Regions from separate parts of the Homo sapiens genome. Here region 2 is linked to region 1. Evidence: read pairs that join two places in POLR2A ChIA-PET (ENCODE). Cell type or tissue: endothelial cell of umbilical vein. All regions are shown on one strand. Each heading gives the region's core, and the rest is flanking DNA. Links, peaks and the distances in the headings are about the cores only.

What was found. Peaks named below come from ENCODE experiments on the same cell type or tissue, not always from the same donor. Only the 100,000 strongest peaks of a DNase experiment are listed, where the experiment ranks them.
Region 2: POLR2A ChIA-PET joins it to region 1 with 7 read pairs; 2 of 35 experiments call an interaction of 5 or more read pairs at or near these places.

What each region holds. Positions count from the first base shown.
Region 1 is chr1:51,743,628-51,755,705 of GRCh38, forward strand. OSBPL9 (oxysterol binding protein like 9) reads left to right here. Exons shown (of 24, transcript NM_024586.6): 5 at 1,909-2,004; 6 at 3,083-3,130; 7 at 4,742-4,771; 8 at 6,518-6,568. Among named protein-coding and RNA genes, the nearest start is that of MIR761, 87 kb to the right of the region's middle. In endothelial cell of umbilical vein, for the core only: no CTCF peak of the experiment used is centred there; a DNase peak (open chromatin) is centred at 6,774; H3K27ac peaks cover 1,521 bases.
Region 2 is chr1:51,457,072-51,469,149 of GRCh38, forward strand. EPS15 (epidermal growth factor receptor pathway substrate 15) reads right to left here. Exons shown (of 25, transcript NM_001981.3): 5 at 11,402-11,497; 6 at 8,190-8,255; 7 at 6,602-6,727; 8 at 4,020-4,079. Among named protein-coding and RNA genes, the nearest start is that of EPS15-AS1, 55 kb to the right of the region's middle. In endothelial cell of umbilical vein, for the core only: no CTCF peak of the experiment used is centred there; no DNase peak of the experiment used is centred there.

The DNA.
Region 1 (12,078 bases), core at 3,866-8,865:
ATTTACTAAAAACAATGTATTTAGCTGATTTTAACTGGGTCTTGATAGTTAATTATTGATAATCATGTTACATTGCTGTGTGAAACAAAACCAAAAAACAAGCCAAACAGTCCTGATTTTTCTGTGGCACAGTAACATGGAAATAAGTTGCTCATTTCTTTCATAGTACAGTACTCTAATATCTATGAAATATGATGTACTTATCCATTTCTATGTCTTTTGTCACCAAACTGTATATTTTAAATGTCTCTAACAGGAACTTCTTTGGGTTATCTTTAAAAATGAAGAAGTTTAAACACAGTTTTATAAATATATCTGGATTTTGTATACATTGTTTATTAAGATTTTTTTTTTCAACTTTTGTTTTTGTACATGTCATCTCATTGGGAAGGGGCTTTGTAATACTCATTGTCAAACAGTTTCTTGATATGTATGTAAAATAGACATTTATCGCCTTTGAATTTGAAAAAGAAAACAAATTATGAGATAAGTTGATTTTTCCCATGGTCTTAATAGGACTTAGATTTTTAATAAAATTCTATTTTTTCTTTGGTTCCAAATTTTTGAATTTTAGTTTGGGAAGAGCAACAAAAGTACTATAATAGTAGTAATTGATAGTGTCATTAGTTGTTGTCTTTAGTAGAGGTAGTAGCTGCTGTACTAATAATAGGAGGAGGAGGATGCCCGTATTTGGCTGGCAAGAAAACCCAGATTTGGACAGCCACAATATTGTGTTAGTGAATGCACTAGAATTAGAAACCAGATTTGCCAGCCCATTACTGTTTCCATAATACCATACCATCTTAATTTGATGTTTTGAGATAATGGTTGTAAAAGTGCTTTAATGATAAAGTATACAAAGATCAGGTGTTGCTGTAATATAAAATAAACTTTGGCTTCAGTTTACTAAAATGAGAATGTGAAAATAATCAGCATGCTTTGGGCGAAGGCAGGGAGGAGATGACAAGTGAAAGTCAAGTGTGAGATGGGTATGTTGATCAAGTATATTTTACCCATTTAGTGCAGAATTTTGTGGTTGGGTTGGGATTTTTACAGTAGCAGTTCCTAACCCTCAGTCCCCTGCTTAACAGTATGATGACTGGGCATGAAAATGTGGCAGTCAGAGAAGATTAAGAACTCAAAAGTTTCTTTTGGCTAAAGTTAAAACATAAGAATCCCATGCTCTTGGAGCTTAAACTCTTTACGTATGCAAAAAGTAGGACATGCAAATGCTGCACTTTTAGACCGAGAAATAAGTAGGCCTTCTAAATAAATAAACATCTATACCACGTCTAAGTGTAGTGTTCATGCCAAGGGTGAAAGTGAGTAGGAAACTTGATTAGGACAGGTGTTGTTACTTTCACTTAGAGAGGGGCCACCTCTTAGAAGAGGAGAAAATTTAGAGGTTCTTTCTTTAGTAGGGGAGGAGGGAGGAAAACTTCAGAGATCATGGGGTGGGTTGAGGAATGGGAGAACTAAACAGTGAGAATATGAAGTTAACATTAAGGGAAGGGAGGAATGAACTGAATGAAAAAGGGGAAAATAGAAGTAACCTAGGTGGGTTTTGTTTATGTTCCTTTGTTAAATTACTGTTGTTCTAGTGGTGACTGGGAGCCAATTACAGGGTTTGGGGGAGATAAGAAAGTGATTCTGGAGAGAAGAGTAAATCCAATTTGAGCAGCAGCATGTGTAACTGCTGAGAAGGGAAGCAGTGCTCCAAGTTAATGAGGAAGATTGATGTACCACTGTTTAAATAGACCTAACTGTTAAATAGACCTATTATTTGTGTCAAAATAGAACTGTATTTTAAAAATTGAAATGTCTTCATGTATGAAGGGAAAAGTATTTTTTGTACTATTAAACTTTGCTTGGGTTCTGGTAGATTTATTGCAAATTCTCTTTCTCTAGGGTTTGGATTCAGGATTTGTTCCTAGTGTCCAAGATTTTGATAAGAAACTTACAGAAGCTGATGCTTACCTACAAATCTTGATTGAACAATTAAAGGTATGGCATTAGTTTGTATATTAAATTTATATAAATAGAAAATGTTACTGAGCTTGATTTTTGAGTAAAAACAGTTACTTGATGTTAATTTACAGCCCTCATGTGGTTCTTCAGCAGTTTTTAAAGCAGACTTAAAAGATCTAGCTGACTTATTCAAAGGTCTTTATCTCTAATTATATTGGTAAATAGCATATTTACATAATGCTTTTTTGGTCATTAAGAAAAAAAAGGTAAATATGTAGGCATAATTAGAAAAAAATAAGGCAAGATTTGGTTCATATTCTGTTTAAAATTTCCATGAAACTGTGTTTTAGTGGCTCAATTTCTTTTTTTGTTTGTTTGTTTTTTGAGACAGAGTCTCACTCTGTCACCCAGGCTGGAGTGCAGTGGCACGATCTCAGCTCACTGCAACCTCCGCCTCCCGGGTTCAAGCAATTGTTCTTCTGCCTCAGCCTCCTAAGTAGCTGGGATTACAGAGGTGCCCGTATTTTTAGTAGAGACGGGGTTTCGCCATATTGGCCAGGCTGGTCTCGAACTCCTGACCTTGTGATCCGCCTGCCTCGGCCTCCCAAAATGCTGGGATTACAGGTGTGAGTCACCGTGCCCTGCCTAGTGGCTCAATTTCTAACACTTTTTTAATTTGAGGGAGATGGAATATGGGGAGGTGATTTCTCTACCTCTTTTATCATTACTGAAATGAATTGTCTCCTTCAGTTCCTACTTAAAATTAATTAAAAGCAGAGGTGCTGGGAAAAGGACTGTTGATAAACTTGGAAAACAAAGCAGAAAAAAAACTTCAAGTTTGAATTCATAGTTTAATTTTTTAAAAGTCATCTGTTTTCTTTTGCTTATAATTCTTCCAGAGTGATTGATCTTGACCAGTTAAAATGATTTCATACAATAGAATTTGACTTTGATTGAGTGCTCGAAAAAAAATACATGTTGTCTTGAAAATAACATATAAATCATCCCTGGACAAAATGTGTTTAAGAACAAATGTTTGTTTTTCTGTGTTTAGTGAATGTACATCGTATAGTAAAGTGGCTTGATACTATAACCATTTTTTAAAATCTTGTAGCTTTTTGATGACAAGCTTCAAAACTGCAAAGAAGATGAACAGAGAAAGGTAACTTCCATAACCGTGCTTTTGACGTTAAAAATTTTAAATTCAGCCTTTTGGAGAACACTAAGTATCTTAGTGTGTTTTTACTTACTATAATAATATTATTGACCTAGTGTAATATTACTGCCATATGGACCTCAAGGGTACTTTTCTGATAAATTTCTGTTATGGTTTCATAATTAAACAAAAGGATAATATACAGAGTTGTGGAGTTTTTTTGGTTTTGTTTTGTTTTGAGATAGTCTTGCTCTGTTGCCCAGGCTGGAGTGCATTGGCACGATCTCAGCTCACTGCAACCTCCACCCTCTGGGTTAAAATGATTCTCCTGTCTCAGCCTCCCAAGTAGCTGGGATTACAGGCATGTGCCACACCTGGCCAATTTTTGTATTTTTAGTAGAGACAGGGTTTCACCATGTTGGCCAGGCTGGTTTCGAACTCCTGACCTCAGGTGATCCACCCACCTTGACCTCCCAAAGTGCTGGGATTACAGGTGTGAGCCACCACACCCAGCCCAGAGTTTTAATATAATACCTTTTCTGTATCATATTCCTAGGAGTAAGTTATTTCCTTTTCATGTATCATATGTTGAAGGTAGAAAGTTGGTTACATATGGTCACTTCAGATACCAATAAACCAACCAGCAAGAATGTTCAGAATAAATAAAAAGCCATATATGAAGAAACAAATCAAATACTGCTTTAATTATGGTTCTGCTATTGTCCCCCACTTGCATTTCTGACAGCTACTTTGTAGTTTGCATATTGTCTTTTTTCTAATTAACATTTTTCCTCTCCTTGGCTTTTTTTTTTTTTTTTTTTTTTTTGCTCTTCTGTTGACTGTATAGCCTTGCGTTTGGCTCTTTTATACCTGTTAATAGTAACTCATGTTATAACTCACCTTTCATTTTTAGTTTTGGGATTTAGTCCCATGTCGTTTTAAAACAACTTAGGAAAGATAAATGTGATTTTAAAATAAGTGAAATTCGTAGAAAAGCCAAAACTTGCTTTCAGGTAAGGAATAAGAATTTTTTGTTGTTGTTTTTTGTTTTGTTTTGAGATGGAATCTTGCTCTGTCGCCCAGGCTGGAGTGCAGTGGCGTGATCTCGGCTCACTGCAAGCTCTGCCTCCCAGGTTCACGCCATTCTCCTGCCTCAGCCTCCCAAGTAGGTGGGACTACAGGTGCCTGCCACCACGCCCAGCTAATTTTTTGTATTTTTAGTAGAGGTGGGGTTTCACCATGTTAGCCAGGATGGTCTCGATCTCCTGACCTCATGATCCGCCCACCTCGGCCTCCCAAAGTGCTGGGATTACCGGCTCAAGCCACCGTGCCCAGCCAGGAATAAGAATGTTTTATATTATTCTTACAAACCTTAAATTGAATCACGTGAATTTTATTAAAGAGAACATATAATTCATAAAAGTCTGGAATTTTTATACAAATAATTGATTTAGATAAAAAACAAAATACAACAAAAAGTACTCCCTTCCCAACTTGCTTGTACTCACTTAGAATGAGTACATTTTGGTAAAATTCTTTAAATGACTAGCCAGTAAAAAATAACCGTCCTTCTTTGTGCTTCTGATTATTTCTGTTTAAACTTATTATTTTTCACAGAAAATTGAAACTCTCAAAGAGACAACAAATGTAAGTTATATGTTTGATACATTCTGACTTTGCATTAGAAAATGTTTTAAAAAGTTATTTCTATTTTAAGCTGCCACTATTGATGACAGCAATTGAGATGTTAGTTTTTATGAATATTATACAGGGGTGCTTAAGCATTGTATTTTTTTTTAAAGGAATTTAAAATAATACTAATAGAATAAGCCCCTTAATCGAAATTGACTTCATGTACCATTTACCTGTTTCTGGTCTCGTTTGAAATCTTGATAAAAGGTGTCTTCCACGCACAGTGGATATGTTATTTCATATTTTAAAAAAAATAATTAATTTCTTTGATTCTTAAGGCAGGGTCTTACTATGTTGTCCAGGTCTCAACTCCTGGGCTCAAGCGATCCTCCTGCCTCAGCCTTCAAAAGTGGTGGGATTGGCCGGGCGCGGTGGCTCACACCTGTAATCCCAGCACTTTGGGAGGCCGAGGTGGGCGGATCACCTGAGGTTGGGAGTTCCAGACCAGACTGACCAACATGGATAAACCCCATCTCTACTAAAAATACAAAATTATCCAGGCGTGGTGGCTTATGCCTGTAATCCTAGCTACTCTGGAGGCTGAGACAGGAGAATCGCTTGAACTGGGGAGGCAGAAGTTGCAGTGAGTTGAGATCGTGCCATTGCACTCCAGCCTGGGCAACAAGAGCGAAACTGTGTCTCAAAAAAAAAAAAAGTGATGGGATTATAGGCATGAGCCACTGCAGCTGGCTTCTTTCTTATTAAAATATATTATAATTCAAGTTTTCTGATATAGTGGACTTCTGACATTATATAATGGGCTACTTATGAGATGTGTACCTTGCTCAAAATTTTAAAACAGGTAAAATAATAATTTGATTCACCAGTGTTTTGACAGGATCCTTTATTCTCCATACTTCCATCAAAGTCTTTTTATTTTTTTTTAAGAAACAGGGTCTTGCTGTGTCATCCAGGCTGGAGTACAATGGTGCAGTCATAGCTCACTGCAGCTTCGAACTCCTGGGCTCAGACAATCCTCCTGCTTCAGCCATTTGAGTAGCTAGGGCTATAGGCACACGCTACCACACACAGCTAATTTTTATTTTAATTTTTTATAGAGATGGGATTCTGCTATGTTGCCTAGGCTGGTCTCCTAGCCTCAAGCGATCCTCCTTCCTTGGCCTACCAAAGCAGTGGGATTACAGGTGTGAATCACCATACCCAGCCTATCAGTGTCTTAGGTAGATTTCTTAGGGTTGCTTGCTGTTGATGTAAGAATTCGTAAGTTAATCAGATTCGTATGTCTTTCTGTTTGAAGTGTTGAAAAACCATTTAGAGCCAAGCACGGTGGCATGTGCATGTAGTGCCAGCTACTCGGGAGGCTGAGACGGGGATCGCTTGAGCCTCTGAGTTTGAGGCTGCAGTGTGCTATAATTGTGCCTGTGAATAGCCACTGCAATCCAGCGTGATCAGCATAGTGAGACCTTGTCTCTTAAAAAAAAAAAAAAAGAAAAAAAAATTAGATATTATTTAGTATAAATTAACAATTTGTGGCATTCGTTAAAATTCATAGAACTGCTAATGAATAACTTCATTTGGCATTATCAGCATACTAGAACCCACTAGATCCAAAGAGGATATTTCTTGTGTAGTATAGACTTAAACTCTATACATCTGAACTGATTTTTATATTTTAAGCTTTAACATTATATATCCATTTATTTGAGCCAAGATCCTAAAATCAGTGTTTTGTTTTTATAGAGCATGGTAGAATCAATTAAACACTGCATTGTGTTGCTGCAGATTGCCAAAGTAAGTAAATTTTACTTTCAATTACCTTTGTGTATGGAGTTCAAAAATTATAATGGCGTTTTTCTTTAATAGCAAAAAAACTCAGATCTGAAACATAGTACCTTTCTACATTAAACTGTATTGTGAGCTTATTCTATGGAACAACTGTTGTGTTTGGCTATTATCTTAGCTACTGTTTCTGGTAATGTCATTTCTGGTAGCTGGGAAGGAGGGGAGCATGTTTGAATGACTCATCCCTTCCTTCCATTTTATCCATTATCACTGCTTAGAACAGGGACATATTTTACAAAACCTTCCACAAAAAAAGTTTTTCTTAGAAAATAGAGAAGTAAGTTCTGACAGTTATTGTCCATAATGAAGAATATAATAGAGATATATTTTTTAAATTTTTACGGATTTTTTTCTGGTAGTGAACTACGTTAGTGGATTTTAATTATTCTTCCTTATTCATGAAACAAAATATATTTTGAATTATTGTGGGTTAAAAATTTCATATATGTTGTCTCTTTTTCTGAAAAATTTTGGTGTATTCAACCTAAATATATATTTTATTGCCTGAGAGTTTCTGAAATAAGAATATTATTGTTTGAGAATAGGAATTTTTAAAACTATTTCTACCTCACTACACCCCTTTATTTCCAGCAAGTGGCTAGCAAGGGGTGGGTGACCAGCTCCACAGCCCAGTTGAGAAATGTTGTTTGAATGAGTTTATAATTACTCATCTCTTTTACTTCTTCAGTTGCATATGTTTGTTTGCCAAATCATAGAGACTTTTAACCTACTGTTGTTAATGACACAATAGCATAGGACAGTCCATTTGCATTTGGATAGTAAGGATATTTAGCTTATAAATTAAATGGGGCAATGTCATTTTCTTTTGAGGCCTGATTTAAAATATATTTTTTATTTTTTGAGACAGTCTCGCTCTGTTGCCCAGGCTGGAGTGCAGTGGCACAATCTCAGCTCACTGCAACCTCTGCCTCCTGGGTGCAACTGATTCTCGTGCCTCAGCCTCCTGAGTAGCGAGGTTACAGGCATGCACCACCACGCCTGGCTAATTCTTATATTTTTAGTAGAGATGGGGGTTTCACCATGTTACCCAGGCTGGTCTGAACTCCTGGCCTCCCAAAGTGCTGGGATTACAGGCGTGAGCTACCAAACCCAGCCCAATGTATTATACTTAAAGTGTCAGAACTTAGGGCTTATGTTCTGTTTCTAGATGTTAGTGATATCTAGATTTCCTATGTATGTGTCTAAATTTTTCATTTCCTGTTGTAGATCATAGTATATTCCAAAGCCAAGCAGAAGGAAAGATAGGATTGGAGGCACAAAAGAGATAAAGTTTTTATTTTAGTTTTTCTTGGCTCTGGAATTACATAGGTGAGTAGAAGCACCTATAGTTATCCAAAAGCTTACCTACAGATAACCAGTAAACCACACCATGCCCTGTTTGAGTGACTAGGTATTTTAGGGAATACATACTGCCTTCTATTGAAGATTGGGGAAGCAGAGGAGCTGATACAGTGTTTAAGCCAGTTTGGGTGATCTCTGAAAATCATTCAGGACTTTAGATAGTTGTACAGTAGGTCAGCCTAGCCTATTTCAGTAGCTCACTGTTTAGCCACTCATCGAGAACATTTTTAGTGTAATTTGTACTTGCTACCTGTCTGTGTTAGCCCAGCTTAATAAAACTACGTTTTAGGGTTCTTCGCAATGGATAACTTGGATCACGTAAATGAAATTTGGCCTTTTATTTATTCCAGAAGGAAGTTTTATTGTTGTTAAGTCTTCTTATGTACAAATACAATCCTCAATTATATTTGTACTGTATATGGACTCTGTATCTTTAAACTTAATTTAAATGTAAATGAGACCGTGTCACTTGCCTGCTCAAATACCCCTGATGTTTTCCATCTCATTTGGAATGAAATAGAAACTACTTACGTTCACTGCCCTCTTACCTGTCTCCTACCCTTGCTTGGTCACACCATTCCAGTAACATTGGCTCATTTCTTTTTCTCAGGCAAGACAAGCTTCCCCCCTCCACCCCCGCCCCCGGCTTTAGGGATTTTTACTTGCTGTTCCCTCCACGTGGAGGGCATTTACCACAGATTGCCACTAGGCTCACTCTCTCACTTTATTCATATTTCTGCCACAAGGAACATCTTTGGAAAGACTTTTCCTGACTCCTGTATCTAAAATAGCCTATACCTCCCACTGGTTTCTTTTTCTTCGTGGCCTCGTATCACTAGTCAAGTTTACACGATATATTTGTTTGTTTATCTCTTTATTGACTGTCTACCCTAGAGTACAATCTTGGTGAGGAATTTGCTCGTCTTACCACTTGTATTAGTCTGCATGGGCTGCCATAACAAAATACCATAGACTGGGTGGCTTAAAGAACAGAAGTTTATTTTCTCACCGTTCTGGAAGCCAGAAGTCCAAGATCAACATTCTGGCCTGTTCAGTTTCTGATGAGGGTCCTTCTCTTGGCCTGTAGATAGCCATGTCTTCACATAGTCTTTCCTTGGTGAGTATGCACAGAGAGAGGGAGCGTGCACGTGTGAGATAGCAAGCTGTTTGGTTTCTCTTCTTACAAGGACACTAATCTTATTGAATCAGGGCCCCACCCTTATGATCCCATTTAACCTTAGTTACTTCTGTAGAGGTCTCATCTCCAAATATAGCCACCTTTGGGGTTAGGGCTTCAACACAGGAATTTGGGGAGGGACACAAACATTCAGTCCATAACCCCATTGTATCCTCAGTGCCTACAGTTGCTTACCATATAGGAGGTGCCTGATAAATAACTGAATTACTGAGTGATTTTTCTAATGCATTACTTTTAATGGTTGCATGGTTTAGTATTTTCACTATATGTATGATTTTTTTTACTTAGCCACCTCTCTGATGTGCTGTGATGACCATCCCTATAAACTAATCTTTAGGTAAATTTAATCAGTTAATCTATGATTAAGATAAAAGATTTTAAAATAATAACAACAGTCAACTTTGCATAGTCTTAAAGAGCGTGGATTATGGCCCCCAGACTGAGTTTGAATCCAAGCCCCACCACTGGAGCAAGTTTATTTATCCTTTCTGTGCTTTGGTTTATATTCCATATACAAGAGGGATAATAGTAATGTCTGTCTCTTACTGATGCTGTGAGACTAAATGATTATTTGTGATGCTCTTGGTAGCTGGCATGTAATAAGCTCTAAATAAGTGTTTATTAAATTTAAAAAAAGAAGGATGCAAATTTTAAAGTGACAGTAACACATCTGGTAAAAGTTGGAGAACTTCCATTGAGTACTGATGGAAATATAAATTGTTATAGCCACTTTGGCAGACTCTTATTCACTGGCAGGTTAATAAAATACCAGAATCAACTACTTTGAGGGAGATAATGCCATTTGAGACCCCACAGTGATATGAGAAGATAGCTAATTTGATACCTTTCTTGTTTGGGGCTGATTAGTATCAGCTTCTTAGAGGCGGCATGCTGTAAGTAAAAATTTTAATTTTAAGCTCCTTCCAGTTTTGATTCTTTGATTTGAATTCCTATTCCCAGTAGATTCTCTCCTGCCTAAATGATTAGTGTATTGGTTCCTAAACTTTACTGCATATTGGAGTCATTTGGAAATCAGTTCTGATTCCTGGCTCCCATCCCTAGACATTGTGTTATAATTCTGTTGTGTGGGGTATCACCTGGGTATTGGGATTATTTTAAACCCCCTGGGTGGTTTTAATGTGCAACAAAGTTTTGAGACCACCTGGTTAGTGGAATTTTCAAGTGGGCTTTGTTATCTCAGAAGACATCCCTCCCCTTACCCTTGGTGGAGACAGCTGATGTTCTTCTCCTGGGAGACTGCAGTGGAGCTGGGGAGTAAGGGGAGAGAAGGGGAGTAGGGCAGGACAGAGTGAAGATAAGCTAGGAGGCCCCTGCAGGTGGAGACTTAACCAGTATCACAGTCAGGTGATGTGACCACATACCACAACTCAGAATGCCTGTCAGAATGGCATGTGCCAGGGGGTTGACTGTGATTTACTAGAACACTATTTTTGCATTGTTTAATTATCACTGAAATTGGGAAAAAGGCTATGCTAGACATGCTTTGGTTTTGAGGTATAGTTGCTACAAACTTAAACTCTGGTTGATTTTCACCAGTTAAATCATGCGGTAAAACAGTATTTCAATACAATTAAAATCAGGCACTTTAAATGGTCATTCTTACAGGCAAAGATAGAGACTATTAACATTTTTCAAGGTAGACACAGATCAATTTGATTTATGTAGTTTTTATAGTCTTGCATAAAATAGATGCAAATAAATACTGTTGATTACTTAGAATTTGAGGCTTTAATTTTGTCAGTTCCTGTTGATTATCCTAAGTCTAGACCAGTGCTATACAATAAAAATATGAGAGCTATAAATGTATTTTAAAATTTTCTTATAACATTTCGAAAGGTAAAAAGAAACAAGTGAGATTAATTTTAATAATGTATGTTAGTAACCCAGTGTACCAAAAATATTATTTCAACATGTAATCAGTATAAAAATTTACTAATGAGATAGTTCATATTCTCCCTCTCTCTTCTTTCTTACTCTCTCTCTCATTTTTTAAGAGATAGTGTCTTGCTCTGTCACTCAGACTGGAGTGCAGTGTCACAATCATAAATAACTCACTGCAACGTCAAACTCCTGGGTTCAAGCAATCCTCCTGCCTCAGCCACCTGAGTAGCTGGGACTACAGGTACTCACCACTGTGCCTGACTAATTTTTAAATTTTTTGTAGAGACAGGGTCTTGCTTTGTTGCTTAGACTGGTCTCAAACTCTTGGCTTCAAGTGATTCTCCGTCCTCGGCCTTCCAAAATGCTGGCATTACAGGCATGACTCTTTCTCTTTTTGCACCAAGTCTTCAAAGTCATGGATGTTCTTTAAGCCACCCAGTCTATGGTATTTTGTTATGGCAGCCCAAGCAGATTAATACAAGTGGTAAGATGAGCAAAGTCCTCACCAAGATTGTACTCTAGGGTAGACGGCCAATAAAGAGATAAATAAACAAATGGTTTATTTCAATGGTTTTTGTTATATTTACAAAATTGTACAGCCATCACCATAATCTAATTTTAGCATACTTCTATCACCGCAAAAAGAAACCCTATACCTATTAAGCAAATATTTTCTATATAGATTTTCTATATAGATGGTCCCTGACTTAATAATGGTTTTACTTAGGATTCTTTGACTTCATGATGGCAGAAAAGTAATATGCGTTCAATAGAAACTGTACTTTGAATTTTGAGTTTTGGTTTTTTCCCAGGCTACTGGTAATGCTATATGATCTTCTCTCACTATACTGGGCAGTGGCAGCAAGCCACAGCTGCCAGTTCGCCACGCGATCACAAGGGTAGCCAGCTGAAACTCTGCACTGTGTACTGTGTTGCGAGATGGTTTTTGCCCAACTGTAGGCTAATGTAAGTGTTCTACAACACGTTTAAGGTAGGT
Region 2 (12,078 bases), core at 2,855-7,854, 290 kb before region 1:
TCAGGAGATCAAGACCATCCTGGCAAACACAGTGAAACCCCGTCTCTACTAAAAATACAAAAAAAATTAGCCAGGCGTGGTGGCGGGCGCCTGTAGTCCCAGCTACTCAGGAGGCTGAGGCAGGAGAATGGCGTGAACCCAGGAGGCGGAGCTTGCAGTGAGCTGAGATCGCGCCACTGCACTCCAGCCTGGGCAACAAAGTGAGACTCCATCTCAAAAAAAATAAAAATTAAAACTAAAAAAAAGAACATGATGGGGAAGAAAATAAATAAAAATAATCTAAAGGACTCATTTTGCTAGAGTAATGGTTGAAAATCTTGTTTTCAACATAGGAGAAATAAGTACTAGTACAGGAAAAGGGGCACAAGGTGCGAATCCCCTACCCAAAATGCTTGGGACCAGAAGTGTTTTGGATTTTTTCGGATTTTGGAATATTATCTTTTTTTTTTTTTTTTTTTTTTTTTCCAGATTCTGGAATATTATCCTATCTTGGGGATGGGACCCAAGTCTAAACATGAAATTCATTTATGTTTCATATAAACTTTATACACATAATCTAAGATAATTTTATACAATCTTTTTAATAATTTTGTGCATGAAACAAAAGTTTTGACTGTAACTTATCACATGAGACCAGGAGTGGAATTTTCCACTTTGTGGGTCATGTCAGTACTCAAAAGTTTCAGATTTTGAAGCATTTCAAGTTTTGGATTTTCAGATTAGGGATGCTCAACCTGTATTAACTATATTAATGAAACAAGACATTATAACAAAATTTCCACATTAACTGGGAGGCGGGGTAAGGGAATGAATCACAAGTTGATAATAAGCAACAGTAAGAAACAGAGAAAATAAAAATGTAAAATAAATCGGTAAAGAAGGGAAAATCAAATCAATATAAGTGCTATTATCTTAAAAACTATCCAATTAGGTAAAGCATTAAAATACAGAAATCTGCCATTTTCAAGAGACATACACAACAAACATAAGAAATATCAGGTAATTCAAAAAAAGAGGGAACAGGAGAAGCAGTATTAAAATCACACAAGCTAGAGTTTAAAACTAGGAAAAAATTCTGAAGAATATGGATACAGGGAGAAAGCAAATGTGACAAAATGGTTAACAAGTAAATCTAGGAGAAGATAAAGGGGTGTCTACTATTTAAAACAAAATTCAAGGTAGTAATTTCCTACAAATGTATTTATTATTCAAAAATTATTTTTAATAAAGCTTTTTATTAAAAAAAAAAAAGGCCAGTTACCTGGGAATAGGCTCCAGGCATATAAGATAAATTGTGTTTATTCATTTACCTTAGCATGCACTACTGTTTATCAAATGATGACACTACTATTCCCCATCTACTCTAACTATATTTTTGTCTTGGGCCTGAAGAGGTGGCTCATGCCTGTAATCCCGGCACTTTGGGAGGCCGAGGCGAGTGGATCACCTATTATCAGGAGCTCGAGACCAGTCTGGCAAACACGGCGAAACGCTGTCTCTACTAAAAATATAAAAATTAGCCGGGGGTGGTGGTGCATGCCTGTAATCCCAGCTCCTCAGGAGGCTGAGGTGGAAGAATAACTTGAATCCAGGAGGCCGAGGCTGCAGTGAGCTGAGATCCCGCCACTGCACTCCAGCCTGAGTGACAGAGTGAGACTCCGTCTAAAAAAAAAAAAAATTTGTCTTTATGAGAAAAAAAATCCCTCATTACATCGTACCATGCAAAGATTTTGCACCAATATTCTTACCACAAAAACCATTTATGAGAAGTTTATGTGTAGGGTTTGACGATGTTTCAAAGTATATCATCACCGAAATCTCTTCAGCACGGCCCCATTCCCAAAAGCATCCCACAAACAATGGCTCAACCCCTGAAATGCGACTGAGATAACTTTTGTCACCACCGCGAGGGAGTATCCTTTACCATTTCCCAACTATTATTCAAATTAAAATTAAAAAGATTAGGTACCTGTGAACAAGAATTCAAGTCACTTTAAGTTTCTCTTTCTGCATTTTTAAAATGTGGTAATATGTATTCTGCCTATTTCATCTGGCTCTTGTGGAAAATGAGGAAAATCTAAGGAAGGGCCAAAAACAAAAGAAAAATAAGGACAAAGAGAAACTAAATAATCAATACATTTGAGGCTGGGTGCAGTGGCTCACGCCTGTAATCCCAGCACTTTGGGAGGCTGAGGCGGGAGGATCACCTGAGGTCAGGAGTTCAAGAGCAGCCTGGCCAACATGGTGAAACCCTGTCTCTACTAAAAATACAAAAGTTAGCCAGATGTGGTGGTGCACTTCTGTAATCCCAGCTACTTGTGAGGCTGAGGCGGGAGAATCGTCGAACTTGGGAGGCGGTGGTTGCAGTGAGCCAAGATTGCGCCACTGCACTCCATACTGGGCAACAGAGCAAGACTCTGTCTCAAAAATAAAAATAATAAAATAAAATAAAATAAATTTGATATAATGAATTTATAAAACTCTAATATCCTCCAAACAGAAATACTGCCATATCCATGGAATATATGTAAAAGCAGGTCATAAACTTGGCAACAAAGAAAGCCTTAACTAATTTTTTTAATTAGACATTTTATAGACTATATTTTTCTAGTTATAATCCAATCAGGTTGAAAGTATACATCAAAGTAACAAAAACCAACCAAACTTAACCACTTTAAAATTAGGAAACATATTCCTAACCAGATAATAAAACTAAAAATTATCTAAAAAGCTGTATAAAGGAGAAAACTTTGTACCAATATCTATGGAATCCCACTAAACCTGTATTCAAGGGTGAATATATCCTTTAAATGATTTCAATATTAAAGATAAAGAGAACTGAAGAAACATAATACTCATCTCCGAGAAATTTAAAATAAAAAGAATAAGAAAATGTAACAGGGAATTAAATGTTAAACATCATTAAATTAAAAGTCAAAATATAATAGAAAGGATAAGTAAATTCAAAAGATGGTTCTTCTAACAGATCAATAAACTAGACAAAATCAGATTAAGTAAAAATACAAGTGGGAGTACTCCCAAGACTTGGAGTGAGTAAAGAGAACAACCACGAAAGAGAGTATCACAAATTTGTAGCAACAAGTTTGAAAGTAAAAGAAATTAGTAATTCCTTACCAAAATAAAAAGAGAAAATCTGAGAGTAAAAGGGAAATTAGAAATTTACCACTGATGAATTCACAGCAAAGTTTTATCAAACCTTTAAGGAAGAGGTGAATACAACCATATTTGGAATTAACTATTCAATTACTAAGATGACATGTCTTCAGATAAAATGTCAAAACTTTTCTGCCTTCATAAATGAAGTGAAACTCAAGTGTTATTCATGTTTCCTTTAAATGAAATAAAAGGAAATGTGAAATTTGGGAGATACATTTGAAGCAAAATTATTCCATATTAGAAGCAGGTACTAAGATACCTGGTCAGGTTGTGATACAAAAGATACTATCTTTACAGTAATTATACAAAGTATACGTTCCTATGTACCTTAAAGCCAAATAAAATGAAGATGGCAGAACACACATTTTCTGTTATCCATTTGTTTAGAAAATAAATATAAATTCTATATAAGAATGTTCAACCAGCCGGGCACAGTGGTTCATGCCTGTAATCCCAGCACTTTGGGAGGCTGAGGTGGGCAGATCACTTGAGGTCAGGAGTTCAAGACCAGCCTAGCCAACACGGCAAAACCCCATCTCTTCAAAAGATACCAAAATTAGCTGGGCGTGGTGGCATGTGCCTGCAATCCCAGATACTTGGGAGGCTGAGGCACGAGAATTACTTGAACCTGGGAGGTAGAGGTTGTGGTGAGCCAAGATTGTGCCACTGCACTCCAGCCTGGGTGACAGAGTGAGACTCTGTCTCAAAAAGAAAAAAAAAAAAAGTTCACCCAATAATCTGATGAGAATATAGTTTTCCTCTAAGGATGAACTAAAAGAGGAAATTTGCACATGAGAAAATCATTAAGATAATGAAGATGTTAAGAACATTAGATTACTTACAACTGCAAACTCATCTCTGTCAAGCATTCCATCATGGTCAATATCACTCAACTCCCAAACCTTAAAAAGAGAATAATTGAAAAAAGATTAATGTTCTTTCAGTTCATGTTCTACTCGAGGGCAAGAAAAGAAAGTTTATGAGCTAGGAATGGTGGCTCATGCCCATATGGCCTCCCAGCACTTTGAGAGGCCAAGGCAGGAGGATCACTTCAGCCCAGGAGTTTGAGACAGCCTAGGAAACATAACGAGATCCCATCTCTACAAAAGATAAAAATAAAAAATTAGCTGGGCATGGTGGCATCCACCTGTAGGCCAAGCTACTCAGGAGGCTGAGGTAGGAGGATCCCTTAAGCCTAGGAGATCAAGGCTGCAGTGCACTATGATATGCCACTGCACTCCAGCCTGGGCAACGGAGCTAGACACTGTTTCTTAAAAAAAAAAAAAAAAAAAAAAAAAAGTGTACTGTTGAGAGTTAAAAATGGAGATAAGCAAGTGTCTGGTTATAATTGCCTTGAAAGGAGTTTGGGCTTTATTCTAAGTGCAATGGAAAGCTACTAAAAAGTTAGGTTTAAGTAATAAAATAACAACAGTGTATTTATAGTTTAGAAATTTCACACTGATCACACAGGGGAGAAATAATTAGTGGGAAACAATACTAAAAAATGGCATTTAAATAAATATTTATTGAGCATCTAAAATCTATATAACATTGATCCAGTAGTAGTAATAATATGGTGGTATGGTGGTTGTCATCATCATAGCAGCTAGCATTCAAAGAGTATGTAGCAATCATGGTAATAAGCAGGACTTAACATTCATTATCACATTCAATCACTACAATTCTATAAGCTGGGAATTATGTCCCTTTTAAAGATTAGAAAACTGAGACATGGCTTTCTAATGACTTGCCCAAGGTCACACAGCTAAGAAGTGGTGCAGCCAGGATTTGACCCTATGTAATCTGCTGAAGCAGGTAATTAAAGAAAGGGCAGCCGGGTGCTGGTGGCTCACGCTGTAATCTCAACACTTTGGGAGGCTGAAGCAGGTGGATCACCTGAGGTCAGGAGTTCAAGACCAGCCTGAACAACATGGAGAAACCCCATCTCTACTAAAAATATAAAAATCAGCTGGGCGTGGTGGCACACGCCTGTAATCCCAGCCACTCAGGAGACTGAGGCAGGAGAATTGCTTGAACCCGGGAGGCAGAGGTTGTGGTGAGCCAAGATTGCGCCATTGCACTCCAGCCTGGGTAACAAATGCTAAAATCCATCTCAAAAAAAGAAAAAAAAAAAAAGAAAGGGCAAGAGGTTTAAAGAGAGTAGTTAAGATTTGAAATATGAAGAGGATTATGGAGAAATCACTATGGAAACAGCACAAGAGTGACTGGCAGTACGGAGAAGCCCAGCTGAAGCTGGTGATGATAAATTTAAAGTGACAGCAATCTTACTACACCTGCTCAGTAGTCCACATGCACCACAGAGAAGGCAGATAATTTACTTCATGTTTTTTCCATCAGGCAGGAGAGATAGAAAAATAACATGGCAAAGGGGGCTAAGGATAGATATGAAGCTGTAGACCAAAAGACAGGGAATAAAGTTTTACTTTTACAGGAGGAAAAGAATTCATGGCGATGGATATTGGGGATAGTTGCATAATAATGTAAATGTAGTTAATACCACTGAATTGTACACTTAAAATTGGTTAAGATGTTAAATTTCATGATATGCATATTTATCACAGTAAAAAAATTGAAAAAAAGAGGAAAAGTAAAAAAGTCAGATTTTTTTTTTTTTTTTTTTTTTTTTCTAAGACAGTCTTGCTTGTCGCCCAGGCTGGAGTGTAGTGGTGCGATCTCGGCTCACTGCAACCACTGCCTCCTGGGTTCACGCGATTCTTCTGCCTCAGCCTCCTGAGTAGCTGGGACCACAGACTGCGCACCACCACGCCCGGCTAATTTTTGTATTTTTAGTAGAGATGGGGTTTCACCATATTGGCCAGGCTGGTCTCGAACTCCTGACCTCGTGATCCACCCGCCTCAGCCTCCGAAAGTGCTGGGATTATAGGTGTGAGCCACCATGCCCAGCCAAGAAGTCAGATTTAAAGGTCTTAGTAAAACCAGTCAAAGAATTAGTCTTGCTAGTTTCTGGAAAAGAGCTCTATAAAGACAGGAAGTACAAGTTAGAGAGAAGAATTTATGATTTCAGAGATAAAACTATTCCTTACAACAAGACACCATGATACAGCCACAGAGTAAGTGGCAGACATAAAATACTGATGGTCTCTAGAAATTAACTCAAGCAAATAGGAGGTCAAGAGTGTACAGCACAAACTAAAAAAGGACCTACTTAAGGGGCTTACATATGTAATTCATTTCAACCACTCATTTTTACAGGGAATAACCAAATACAGAAATATGCTGGCAATAATTTTATACATTAAGTCAGAAAACAAAAAATCCTATAATGATACAACTTTAAAATAAGATTTGTATATTTTTAACAAAGAGTTATACATGCTCCTGGCATAATAGATATAAAATTAAAATACATAAAAATTACATTTCGGAGTAAATAATATCTTACTCTTCCAAGGATATCCACAGGTAACTTAGAGTTGAGCAACACTGGTTTCACTTTATCACCAGACAGAAATCCATTCACTGGGCTTAAACTATCAAATATTGCATCATATTTGGCCTTATCTTCAGGCTACAATAAAAAACAAAATCACAAGTTAAATAATAAGAGAAAAGGATTTAACTGCAGTTATAAAAATCAAGTCCTTAAAGAATAGACTACATATGTTTTTAAACTATCATTTAAAAAACATTTTTCACTTTCATCAAAATATAATATTCATTGTAAAGATACGCAAGAAAAAAATACATAGGAAATAATAATTTCAAAGTGACTTTACCCAAGAGTCTGGTGTTGCCCATTCTTTTTGTAGCTGGAACACCATCTTTATTTTCCAACTATTGGGTTAGAATCAAAATATTTCAGAGGTAGAAGGGCTTTGAAGAACATCTAGTCCAACCCTCTCACTTAAATAGACCCAGAGCAAAAAAGTAACTTTTATAAGAACACACAGCTAATTAGTGACATTCCATGACTCTCTAAAGATGGTATGAGGTGCAGTTCAAATAAATAAAATTTTTTTTTTTTTTTGAGACGGAGTCTTGCACTGTCGCCCAGGCTGGAGTGCAGTGGCACAATCTCAGCTCACTGTAGCCTCCACCTCCCGGGTTCAAGCGATTCTCCTGCCTCAGCCTCCCGAGTAGCTGGGATTATAGGCGCCTGCCACCACACCCAGCTAATTTTCTTGTACTTTTAGTAGACACGGGGTTTCACTATGTTGGCCAGGCTGGTCTCGAACTCCTGACCTCATGATCTGCCCGCCTCACCCTCCCAAAGTGCTGGGATTACAGGCATGAGCCACAAATAAATTTTTAAAAATAAAATAATTACTAAAGGAATAAACATCAAGATTTCTCCATTTTTCCCAAAGCAATATTTCTTTTTCTTGTCAATAACAAGATATCTCCTAAATTTTTAAAAGTTATTAGTGTAACATGAAAAACTATTGTTCATTATTTGCCCAGTCAAGGCCATATTCCCACACTTTTAAAACTTAGTGCCCAGTCCACAGCATACAAAGACATACAAATAAAAATGGTTTTCAAAAAAACTGTACACATTTATCAAAGCTCATTTGATCTGCTATAGTCTAAGCATTTTTAAATTACAAGTTTTATAGTACGATATGATGTGGCTCTGAAAAACTATAATGCAAAATACCTATTTCTAAAAAGATTTCATAAAGAATTGTTTGTTTTAGAGTCATCTAGAAAATACATAGTTAACCAGAATTTTCAAGTAAGAGATAACACCAGTGGGGTAAACTATCTTTTAATCAAATATTTTAGTTAATACAAGATTATGACATCACCATTTTTCTTTACATTATAACAGATATACAAGTAGACCGATACTGTCACAAAACAACTGACAGAGCCGAAAGATCCCTCAGAAACACCAGTAACAGCTTCTCCCCTACCTTTCCCTAAACATGTATGAAAGTCTAATGAAGATAGCAATATATTTCAGAGGTAGAGAGAGAGTAGATAGGAAGCAATGAAGGGGTGAGAGAATAGTTACAAAGTTTACTTACTTTTACAGCCCATGGGAGCTCAGCTGCAGAGGTTCCACTGATTAGCAAAGGACTACTGGTATCATGCTATAGAAGAAAGTAAAGCACAACAAGAGTTGAAATTCTCACATCAAGAAGCAATGAAGAAAAAATGGTTTTTGGATTTAAATATGTTCACACAAAATGCTGGATCTCAATGCACACAGGACACTATTTTACATTTACTAGACCATCTAAATAACAATGAAACAAAGTGATTATAATACCATATTTTTACTGTACCTTTTCTGGTTTTTGTTTTATTTTGTTTTTGAGATGGAGTCTTGCTCTGTCGCCCAGGCTGGAGTGCAGTGGCATGATTTCGGCTCACTGCAACCTCCATCTCCTGGGTTCAAGCGATTCTCCTGCCTCAGCCTCCGAGTAGCTGGGATTACAGGAATGCACCACCACACCCAGCTAATTTTTGTATTTTTAGTTGAGATGGGATTTCACCATGTTAAGCAATGCATGACTGTAATGCACGTAGGCAACAAATCCCTAAATTAACCTTCTGACTACATGCCTAAACATAAAAGTGCAGAAATTCTCTAAACTTAAGAAATTAAATTATTAGTATGCAGACCAAAAACTTCTAAAATGTTGAGTTTAAAAACAAGCAACTAGTTACTGGGGAGGATCACTTGAGCCCAGTTCAAGGTGACAGTGAGCTATGATCGCAGCACTGTATTCCAACCTGGGAAACAGAATGAGGCCATCTCTTAAAATTTAAAAAAACAAAAAACAAGAGGAGCCATAAAATATCTGGGGAAAAAAAGGAGTGAGGTGGGGAGGACTAGCATACTAGATTTAAAAAACATGTCACCAAATATGATAATTAAAACAATGTAACATCAGCATATGGTATGGATAAATAGATCAATAGGTAAGAACAAAAAAAATCGAGTAAGCAATCAAAATACATATGAGAATTTAGCACACAACTGAGATGGCATTTCAAAGGGAATGAAGAGACAGGAAGTGAAGGATGGATTATTTAATAAACTGTATTGACTATACTTTCTGTAGGGTAGCCATCTTGAAAAAATATAAAGTTGAATCTAGGCTAGGTGTGGTGGCTCACGTCTGTAATCCCAGAACTTTGGGAGGTCAAGGTGGGCAGATCACCTGAGGTCAGGAGTTCGAGACCAGCCTGGCCAACATGGTGAAAAACCATCTCTACCACCAAAAAAAAAATTTAGCCGGGTGTGGTGGTGGGTGCCTGTAATCCCAGCTACTCAGGAGGCTAAGGCAGGAGAATCACTTGAACCTAGGGGGTGGAGGTTGCAGAGAGCTGAGATTGCACCACTACACTCCAGCCTGGTTGACAAGAGCGAAACTCCCTCTCAAAAAAAAATAAATAAATAAATAAAAATAAAATCTGTACTCACATCCTAGATCAATACTAACTTAAATGTAAAAAATTAAAAAAAATTTAACCTGACAATTTATTTACACAAAAGACAATAATAAGCCAGGCTCAGTAGTACATGCCAATTGTCCCAGCTATTTGGGAGGCTAAGGCAGAAGTATCACTTGTGCCCAGGAATTCAAGGCTAGCCTTGGCAACATAGCAAGATTCTGTCTCTTCAAAAAAAATAAGACAAATGACAAAATAGGAAAAAAAGACTTGCAACTCATACAGACAAAGAGTTAATGTCCTAATAATTAAAGAGGCCCTAGAATTCAATAAGTAAAAGAGCAACAACCAAGAAAAATGGGCAAAAGCTATAAACAGACATTCACATAAAGGCAATGTAAACATAAGAAAAGCTTATAAGAAAGCTATTCTTATTAGCACAAGAAAAGCTATTCAACCTCACTCCATAAAACCAAAAGGATAAATTTAAAATTACATACTGTCACCTATCAAACCGCAAAGATCTAAAAGTTTAACCAAAGTATGCTAGCCAAAGTGTACAGAAACAGGCACTCAAACAATTGCTGGAGGGAGGGTGAACTAGTACAACCACTATGGAAAGCAAGTTGACAAAATACATAGAAATTACAAAGGCAAAAACTTTTGAACAGCATTTCTACTTTTGGAAATTAACACATATAAATACATTCCTGCACATGCAAAATAACATATGTCCAAGTTTATTATTCATTGCAGCATTTTTTTAATAATGAAAGATTCAAAATAAACTAAAAGCCTATCAATAGAAAGTTAATTATCATAAACATAAGCAAAGAAATACTACACAGCTATAAAAAACAAAGTGGAAGCTTCTATGTAATGATATATAAATACCTCTAAAACTTAATAAGCTACTTATAAAAGGTATAGAATTATGTGCATAGCAGGAGTCCCCAATCCCTGGGCCACAAACTGGTACCCATCCATGGCCTGTTAGGAACTGAGCTGTATAGCAGGAGGTGAGCAGCTGGCAGGCAAGCATTATGGCCTGAGCTCCAACTTTTGCCAGATCAGCGGTGGCATTAGATTCTCATGGGAGCACGAACCCTATCATGAACTGCGCATGTGAGGGATCTAGGTTGCATGCTACTTATAAGAATCTAATGCCTGATGATGTGGAACAGTTTCGTTCTGAAACCATCCATCCCTCCCAGGTCCATGGAAAAATTGTCTTCCATGAAACCGGTCCCTGGTGCCAAAAAGGTTGGGGACCGTTAATATATAGCATGCTACAATTAAAGTAAAATAAGAAAATAAGTATTTATATATATATATTTTTTTAAGACAGGGTCTTAAACCATCAACCAAGCTGGAGAGCAACGGTGTGATCACGGCTCATTGCAGCCTTGAGCTCCCAGGCTCAAATGATCCTCCCATCTCAGCCTCCCAAGTAGCTGGGACCAGACGTGCACACCAACACACTCGGCTAAATTTTAGATTTTTTTGTAGAGATGGGGGTCTCGCTTTGTTTCCCAGCCAGTCTTGAACTCCTGGGTTCAAATGATCCTCCCACTTCTGCCTCCCAAAGTGTTGGGATTACAGGCGTGAGCAACCTCACCCAGCCTATAGTTTCTCACATATACATATATAATCACTCTGGAAGGATACACAAGAAATTAACTAAAAACAGCAGGAGCCAGTAGGGGGAAAAAAGCCAAGTAGCTGAGTGAAAGGGCCAAAGGGAGAATTCCTTTTAATATATTACTTTTAATTTTCAAATAACGTGGTGTCACTTTTTAAAAATTAAATACAATTTAAATCTAAAAGCATTTCTTACAAATCTTGGTGGAGGAACAGCCAGGTTCAAACTACTTAGTGAAACTTCCAATCCATTCTGGGCACATGCCACAAGACGCAAAGCAACAAAGAATTCCTAAGAAAGAAAAGTATGAATGTTAAGAGCATTCTCCCTCTACCAACTTACCTACCTGCACAAATACTTACAATCTAAAAATATAAAACAATTCATAATTACTACAGAGGTCTTATGTAGCAACAAGTAGCATATTTGCTTCAAAAATATCTTGCAGAAAAATCCTATGTAGAAAGATGTTCCTAGTATTTATGAATCGCTAATAATAACATAAATGGGAAAATACATACAGATAGTGGAAATCATACAGAATACTCATGTTTAAAATAATACTTAGGGCCAGGCACAGTGGCTCACACCTGTAAGCTCAACATTTTGGGAGGCCGAGACGGGCAGATCACTTGAGGTCAGGAGTATGAGACCAACCTGGCCAACACGGAGAAACCCCGTCTCTCTACTAAAAACACAAAAATTAGCCAGGTGTGGTGGCGTGCACCTGTAGTCCCAACTACTCAGGAGGCTGAGGCAGCAGAATCACTTGAACATGGAAGGCAGAGGTTGCAGTGAGCCGAGATCGGGCTACTGCGCTCTAGCCTGGGTGACAGAGCGAGACTGTCTCAAAAAAACAGACAAACCAAAAA